Linked DNA regions of Mus musculus: region 2 is linked to region 1. Evidence: chromatin contacts called from ENCODE Hi-C data. All regions are on one chromosome and are shown on one strand. The core of a region is the stretch at or near the end of the contact, and the rest is flanking DNA. Distances in the headings are between cores, read along the strand shown.

Region 1 (4,544 bases), core at 681-3,180:
TTTGTTAAAGGACCCAGATACGGCTGTCTCTTGTGAGACTATTCCATGGCCTGGCAAACACAGAAGTGGATGCTCACAGTCAGCTATTGGATGGATCACAGGGCCCCCAATGGAGGAGCTAGGGAAAGTACTCAAGGAGCTGAAAGGATCTGCAATCCTATAGGAGGAACAACAATATGAACTAACCCCACCTGGAGCTCATGTCTCTAGCTGCATATGAATCAGAAGAACGCCAGGGCCAAGAAGTGGGAGTGGGTGGGTACGGGAGTGGGTGGGGGAGTGTGGGGGGGACTTTTGGGATAGCATTGGAAGTGTAATTGACATAAATTCCCAATTAAAAAATATAGAAAAAAAGATACTGTCAATAACACAAAAGGCCACCAACAGATTGGGAAAGGATCTTTACCTATCTTAAATCAGATAGGGTCTCATATCCAATATATATAAAGAACTCAAAAAGGTGGACTCCAGAAAATCAAATAACCCCATTAAAAAATGGGGCTCAGAGCTAAACAAAGAATTCTCACCTGAGGAATACCAAATGGCTGAGAAGCACATGAAAAAATGTTCAACATCCTTAATCATCAGGGAAATGCAAATCAAAGCAACCCTGAGATTTTACCTCACATTAGTGAGAACGGCTAAGACAAAAAATTCAGGTGACAGCAGATCCTGGTGAGGATGTGGAGAAAGAGGGACATTTCTCCATTTTGGTGGGATTGCAAGCTGGTACAACCACTCTGGAAATCAGTCTTCAGTTCCTCAGGAAATTGGACATAGTACTACCGGAGGATCCCACAATACCTCCCCTGGGCATATATTCAGAAGATGTTCCAACTGGTAAGAAAGACACATGCTCCACTATGTTCATAGCATTCTTATTTATATTAGCCAGAAGCTGGATTAGAACCCAGATGCCCCTCAACAGAGGAATGAATACAAAAAAATGTGGCACATTTACACAATGGAGTACTACTCAGCTATTAAAAATAATGAATTTATGAAATTCCTAGGTAAATGGATGGACCTGGAGGGCATCATCCTGAGTGAGGTAACTCAGTCACAAAAGAACTCAAATGATATGTTCTTACTGATAAGTGGATATTACCCCAGAAACTTAGAATACCCAAGATAAAAGATACAATTTGTGAAACACATGAAACTCAAGAAGAACGAACACCAAAGTAAGGACACTTTGCCCCTTCTTAGAATTGGGAACAAAACACCCATGTAAGGAGTTACAGGGACAATGTTTGGAGCTGAGACAAAAAGGATGGACCAATTAGAGACTGCCATACACGAGGATCCATCCCATAATCAGCCTCCAAACGCTGACACCATTGCATACACTAGCAAGATTTTGCTGAAAGGATCCTGATATAGCCGTCTCTTGTGAGACTATGCCGTGGCCTAGCAAACACAGTAGTGGATGCTCACATTCAGCTATTGGATGGATCACAGGGCCCCCAATGGAGGAGCTAGAGAAAGTACCCAAGGAGCTAAAGGGAACTGCAACCCTATAGGTGGAATAACAATATAAACTAACAAGTACCCCAGAGCTCTTGTCTCTAGCTGCATATGTATCAAAAGATGGCCTAGTTGGCAATCACTGGAAAGAGAAGCCCATTGAGCATGCAAACTTTATATGCACCAGTACAGGGAACACCTGGGCCAAAAAGTGGGAGTGGGTGGGTAGGAGAGTCGGTGCGGGAGGTTATGGGGGACTTTTGTGATAGCAATTGGAAATGTAAATGAGAAAATACCTAATAAAAGATATTAAAAAATAAAAAGATCAAATGTTGGATAGGGAACTATCGAATGGAGTGTCTGGATGGGCATAAATGACTTACCTGCTTTGGACACTGCTCTCAGAAGCTCCAATCTCAGCACGATCAGGCAGTCAGTCACACCACACTCCAAGGCTCAGAGTGTCTTGTGGAGCCATTTGAGTCCTTATATACTCCTTCTCCCTCAAACCTCTGATGTTTAGCCACACCTCTCAGATCAAAGCTGCCACCTGATAGGATGATGAAGTCTCCACCCACTTAATCTTTTTTTCACCTAGTTGAGTGAATCAGATCTTCATGAGGGGATGTACAATACTGAGGTCTATGATCCTAAGCTCATTCAGGATATTTCTCAAACTTTGAACCCTGAGATTTTTTTTTTATTCTTCCATATTATTTGCAGCCTATTTCTCAGGTCTCTCTGGAGTTATATGGTCTGAGCTAAGAGGTAGGTCTCAGTAACAGGATTGACTATGTTGGTAGGAGATAGGGTGTGTCCAGTATGATTAGATCTCTAGGCAGGCAAGTGAAGACCCATCAATGAAGAACCATTCGCCAAGTCAGTGTTAAAACATTAAATATATCTCTTTCTCTCTGTTGTTCTCTCCTTCTCTAACTTTCTCTTTGTCTCTCTAGTTTGCACTGGGTCTCTCTCTCTCTCTCTCTCTCTCTCTCTCTCTCTCTCTCTCTCTCTCTCTCTCATTTATCTTTGTTTGATTTGATTTCTGTCCCAGATTTGCCTTTGATGCAATAATTGCAGAAGATGAGTTCAAATGTTTAGGGCCTTTATGAATGGATCAGGAATTTCAAGAAGAACTACTCTTCCACAGGGAGAGTGTTCTATTCATAGCTTCCATATATCAGCTCATAACAATCTACAACTTCAGTTATAGGAGCTCTGTCATTCTCCTCTGTCTTCTTAGGGTAGTTCATTCTAACATGTAAGCACGGAAAACATATATGCCCCCCAAAATAGCAAAAGAGCTTGATGTGTTATTGTGTTATAGGCCTTTAATACCAGATCTTGTGAGGTACAGTCTAATCTCTCTGAGTTCAAGGCCTGCATGCCATCTCTAGGGAGTTCAAGGAATGTCTCCACTACAAAAGTGCACCCTAATTCAAAACAAACAAATTTCAAAAAAAAAAAAAAAGCAGAGCTGGGCAGTGATGGTGCACACCTTTAATCCTACCACTTGGGAGGTAGAGGCAGGTATATTTCAGAGTTCAAGGACAACCTGTTCTACAGAGTAAGTTACAGGACAGCCAGGGCTATACAGAGAATCCCTGTCTCGGAAAAAAAAAAAAAGACCAATGAGAGATAATGCAGTACCCTTTTCTGGTCTCCACTGATACTGTGGAGATAGGATACAAAAGAGTAAGTGAAGGAAACCTCTCAGACACATGCAGAAAATTTTATGTGGTTTCTTTTCTTTCTACCTGAGAAATAAAGCCTATGAATATGCATGTGATGTAGATAATATCAAATTCTGATATCTAGTAGAGGTCAACCTCAAGGGGACTCTAACTCAAGTGAACCTATCCCAGCTGTCACTCCTGTCTAGGACATCCCTATTGAATGTTCCTAAAAGGAACTGTTTCATGGATATGAGATAACAAAAGTGACATTGAAGCAATGAGCCACCAGACTATATTTTCATAAACATATCAATGAAGGTTTTTTAAAAGTATGAATTCTTTGCTTTTATTGCTACTGGTGATGGCTACAAAAGGAGTACAGAGGTCAGTTTGGCAAAATGTTACCAAAGCAAAGACAGAAATCACAAATGAATAGTGACAACTCAGATTTGGACAGAGCAAAGACTGTAGAGGAGAAAGATATTTGACATCCACTAGTGTCCTTTTATTGCAAGATGATCTATGAAGGCTATGGCCCCATAAGCATGTGATGTGAACACTGGGTGTGGTAGTACAGCACGCAGTGAGACAAAGTTGGTGAATGAGGAGCTGTGAGTTGCATCCAATCTGCTCCTATCTCCTTTTTAGAGTTCAAAGAATTCCTTGTCTCTACAGGAGTTGCTCACTCTAACTGCCAAACATGTGATTCATCCCAAAACTAAACAAAGAAATATTTCAGAATAGCTGATCACACAGGGAAAACTGATACTGTGTTATTTACAGAAAAAAATTCTACATGTGGTGTGATCAAGCACTTAACACACACCTTTAATCTCTTGGATAGGATATGGATGCACCCTTAGTAAAAACCTTTAATACCAAAAAATAAATTAAGGTAAAGTTAGTTTGTTGTAGAACGAAGCACCCATTTTTGAAAGTGATGTATAATTGAGTGGCAGACAAAGTGACAAATCAAAGAAAGATGCCCAACCCTCATGAACATAAAGAGGAAAGAGAAGCTACTTCACAGGCTGTACAGACAGAGAGAGCAAGCTCTTAGGTTGAAACAATTCTACAGAGACAAATTACAGAGAGTGAGTAAGCTACATACATGGGAAAACTAAATGAACCAGAGAATGAGAAGGATGAGTTTAATATATATTTTTTAAGTTAGTATGAGAAAAATGCACTCAAAAGCCCAGATAACTCAGATTGAATTAATCAGCTCAGGCAGAGTTTGAAGAAGAAAAGATGAGTTGAACCAGTTAGTCACAGTTCAGAAAGTATAAAAAAGGCTAAGCTTGTTCAGCAGAAAATCTCAAAGGCTGAAAACATTCTAGATCTAAATGAGATTGTACAGAGGCTAGAAGCATCTAGGACTAGAACTAAGTTAGCAGAGTG
Region 2 (4,544 bases), core at 1,431-3,930, 180 kb before region 1:
CTGTCCTCTGCTTCTGTTTTGCTGAGGTTAAGGGCATTGGTCACCATGCCTGACCACATATTTTTCCCTACCATCAAAGTAGGGAAAAACTTTTATATGTTATCTATTGCAGGTCAGGTCACATAGAAGAAATGGTTCTAAGGAAGTGAAGTCACTTTCATGGGCATGCCATTAATGTCTTTTGCACTCTTTGAAAATCAAACTGGTGGTTCCTCCAAAATTTGCAAATAATTCTGCCTGAAGATCAATGCTGCAATACTCTTCTGGGCAGTAGGCATGGGGCAATAAAAGGAGTAGGAGAAAACCCTCACCCCACCAGAGTTCCGGTACTCTGGCCTTGAAAATGCAGAAGACTGCAATATGTTTTCCACACTGCCCCATGTTGGTGTCTGGTTGTGGGAAGCTAGGGATCCAGGCTGCAGGTGGTGGACAAGGGGCAGTCCTAGGTCTCTGGGCCTCACTGAGGCCAGAGATAACAGGTTCTCACTCTCAGGCATCCCAGTCACACACATTTTTAGAAAGAGAGAGAAGAGATAGAGTGTGAGAAAAGAGATAGAGAGAAGAGAGGGGGAGAACCCAGCATGTCTACTTAACTAAATTATGTAGATAGAATAGAAACCAGAGCTCTGTAGAGAGAGAATCAGGGTTACTGGTTCTCAGGAATAATTTCCAATTGGCTGCATCTTTAGAATTACTGCCTAGGAAAAATAGATACAAGCCATCCTCCTGCCTCAGCCTTTTGAGTAGATAACAAGCTGAGAGGATAAAGCTTCCAATTCACCTACATATTCCAGAAGAGAATGTGCTTTTGTGACAATATGGTTGCCACACATTTTCAGAGGATATTTGAGGAGGTTTTGAGTGCATATCTAGTGTCAGGAGCAGAGTAAAGCCAATGTGCCACACACTCAGAGCCATGTATATCACCTGTGAAGAAAACTCAGCCAGGTGTTGGCTCACAACAGCTAGCCTCCTGGGTAGGATGTTGAGGCTGGAGGATTGTTGCTAATTGGAGTATCAGATTACTACAGTTAGAGTGAAAGACTCTTCCTCAAAAATAAATTTAAAAACTAAACTACTACTAACTAAAGAACAAATAAAACTCAGTGAATCAAACTGGTTTAGTTAATGGGCTTATAACTATCAGGCCACTCTCAGGTTTTTGGCTTTACCAAAAGGAACAATTTCAGTCTAGGTAATGAAAAATATCTTATACAGACTGGTGTCAAACACATTTGGGATCTCCCAGCTTCTTCCTGTGGTGTGATAGGGTTAAAGTGCGAGATGTAAACACTAGGTTCTCTGCTTGCTTGCTTTCTTGCCTGCCTGCCTTCCTTCCTTCCTTCCGTCCTTCCTTCCTTCCTTCCTTCCTTCCTTCCTTCTTTCTTTTTCCTTTCTTTCTTTTTTTCTTTTTTTTCTTTCTTCCTTCCTTCCTTTCTTTCTTTCTTTCTTTCTTTCTTTCTTTCTTTCTTTCTTTCTTTCTTTCCTTCCTTCCTTCCTTCTTCCTTCCTTCCTTCCTTCCTTCTTTCTTCCTTGCTTGCTTGCTTGCTTGCTTGCTTGGTTTTTCGAGACAGGGTTTCTTTGTATAGCCCTGGCTGTCTGGAACTCACTCTGTAGACCAGGCTGGCCTGGAACTCTGAAATCTGCCTACTTCTGCCTCCCAAGGGCTAGGATTAAAGGCATGCACCACCACTGCCTGGCTCTCTTTTCTTTTTTAGAAATTCGTTTGTTTGTTTTGAGTTATTGTGTTCCTTTGTAGCTGAGACTTGACTTGAACTCCCTAGAGATGGCATGCAGGCCTTGAACTCAGAGAGATTACTCTGTGACTCACAAGATCTGGTATTAAAGGCCTATAACACAATAACACATCAAGCTCTTTTAGTATTTTGGGGGACATATATGTTTTCCATGCTTATAAGTCAGCAAGGAGAGTAACAGAGCTCCTATGATTGGAGTTGCAAATTGTTATGAGCTGACATATGGAAGCTAGGAATACAACGTTCTTCCTGTGGAAGAGTAGCTCTTCTTGAAACTACTGAGGCATTCATAAAGACTCTAAACAGATTTGAACTCATCTCCTCCAATGATTTACTCAAAGGCAAATCTGGGACAGAAATCAAATCAAATAAAGATAGGAGAGAGAGAGACAGAGACAGAGACAGAGACAGAGACAGAGAATGAGGGAGACAGACAAAGAAAGGGATAGAGACAGAGAGAAAAACAAACAGAGAAAGAGATGTATTTGGTGTTTTAACACTGACTTGGTGAATGGTTCTTCATTTATGGGTCCTCACTTGCCTGCCAAAAGATCTAATCATACTGGGCACACCCTATCTCCTACTACCAAGTCAATCCTGTTACTGAGACCTACCTCTTAGCTCAGGCTATATAATAGTTTCAGAGAGACCTGAGAAATAGGCTGAAAATAATATGGAAGAATAAAAAGTCCCAGGGCTCAAAGTTTGAGAAGTATCCTGGATGGGCTTGGGACCATAGACGACAGTTCAATACATTCCCTCATGAAGATCTGATTCACTCAACTATGTCAAAATAAGATTAAGTGGGTGGAGAGTTCATAATCCTATCAGATGGTAACTTTGGCCTGAGAGGTGTGGCTAAAAAATGGAGGTTTGAGGGAGAAGGAGTATATAAGGACTCAAATGGCTCCACAAGACACTCTGAGCCTTGGAGTGTGGTGTGACTTCCTGACCTTGCTGAGATTGGAGCTTCTGAGAGCTGTGTCCAAAGCAGGTAAGTCATTTATGCCCATCAGGACACCCCATCTGACATTGCCTGATCTGACATTTGATCTTAATGTTCTTTGTGTGTTTGTTTCCTGTGCTTGCTTGCTATTGTGTTGTTATTTTGAAGCAGCCAACCTCATTTAGCCCAGGATAGCAAGAAATCTGTATGTAGCCAAGTGTCATGAAACACTGAATGCTCAGCCTCTACCTTCTGAGATCTGAGGCTATCCTGCCCTGCTTGTTTATTGGCTAAGGAGGCAATATTCAAGACTCTGGCACACTGGACAATCACCATATATCCTCACCTACTGTCCTTTCAAAAATTTTAATTCAAAGTGATATAGATTTATAAGTGTCAAGGAAGAAACTTCTATAGGGCTGAAAAATTCGGTATGATTTCAAGCAAAGCATCAAATTGACAATCTGAAGCATTCATTCTCTTGTTTAATTGATTGATTGATTTTACTTTCTAAATCCAGCTCACTAAGCCCTCCCTTAAACTTCTCCCACTCTCCTAGCCTTCTGGTCTGAGTGAGTGGGCCCTTCATGGATCTCTCCCCACCCTGGTACATTAAGTCTGCAAGATTATGTGCTTCCTCCCCTGCTGTGGTCCCACATGGAAGAGCAACTACAAGAATATATTACACGTACAGGCAACTGCTTTTGGCATAGACCACTTAAGTATATGTGTGGGCCTATGTGAAACCAAGCTGCATTAAAGCTACATATGCATGGGTAACACTATGTCCTGTCTCTGTATGCTCTTTTGAGTGTAGCTCAGTCTCTGAGAGCCCCAAGGGTCTATGTTACTTGAAAGTTTCAGTCTTCCTGTAGAGTTCCTACTCCCTTCCATGCCTGCAGACCTACCCCCTATTCCATAGGAGTCCTCAAGCTCCATTCACTTTTTGTCTATGGGTCTCTGAGTCAGCTTCAGGATGGAGCCTCTCAGAATAGGTATTCTAACTTCATGTCTGGAAGTATAACAGAGTATCATTAATTTTAGGAATTGGTGTTTGTCCATGAGGATGGTCTCATGTTGGAGCCATTATTATTTGGCTGTTCCTTTAGTCTCTGTTCAATCAGCCTCTTATGATTATTATATCTTCCTTCTATGTGATATTCAAGCATTCTCACTTGTCCTTCCTTCTGGTTAGTTTCATTGTGTCTTCATGGGTATCCTGTATTTTGAGGCTAATATCCACTTATTAGTGAGGATATACCATGCATGTCCTTTCTGGATTTATCATCTTACTTAGCATGATATTCTCCTATTCCATTCATTTGCCTGCACAATTTATACTGTCTTTGATTTTAATAATATTCCATTGTGGAGATGTAACCCATTTACTTTACCAGTCTTCATCTGTGACCATCTCTGGTTGTTTCCCGTTTGGGGCTATTAACAGAAAGCTTCTATGAACATAGTTGAACAAGTGTTTTTGTGCCATGGATGAGCATCTTTGAGGTCACTAGAGAATGTAGGTTCCTTTGGGATAGAACTCTGCTCATGGCAGCTTAACTTGTCGCAGAGAACTCCATCAAGTGGAGAAGATGAGTGGCTTATATGTATAGTTCAGGATCTACAAGTCTGTTTAAGGTGGAAGTAGAGGTGGCAAGAGAATTGGGGTCCTCTGAGATAGCAGGCTGCTCAAGGTAGCTTGACTTTCCCCAAAAGACTAGGTGAACAGGGAAGGCAGGAGAGGGAATGGATGCATACCTGTATAGTTTGTGATCCACAGGTCTGCTGAAGGTGGTAGGAGATTGAATATCCAGAGGGAATTCAGGGTGCTTTGGGCAGAT

Evidence for each region. A loop is a pair of places that touch in the nucleus more often than their neighbours do.
Region 2: a loop to region 1 is called in a map of Patski, with 24 times the contacts of the local background. The contact joins the promoter of Pramel11 here to the promoter of Pramel24 in region 1. A Hi-C loop is called at or near these places in 7 of 37 maps with a recorded cell type or tissue (ES-E14, Patski, adrenal gland and 2 more).

The regions. Positions count from the first base shown.
Region 1 is chr4:143,716,837-143,721,380 of GRCm38, reverse strand. Pramel24 (PRAME like 24) reads right to left here and starts at 1,930. Exons shown (of 4, transcript NM_001085412.2): 1 at 1,851-1,930.
Region 2 is chr4:143,898,516-143,903,059 of GRCm38, reverse strand. Pramel11 (PRAME like 11) reads left to right here and starts at 2,680. Exons shown (of 6, transcript NM_001085414.2): 1 at 2,680-2,751.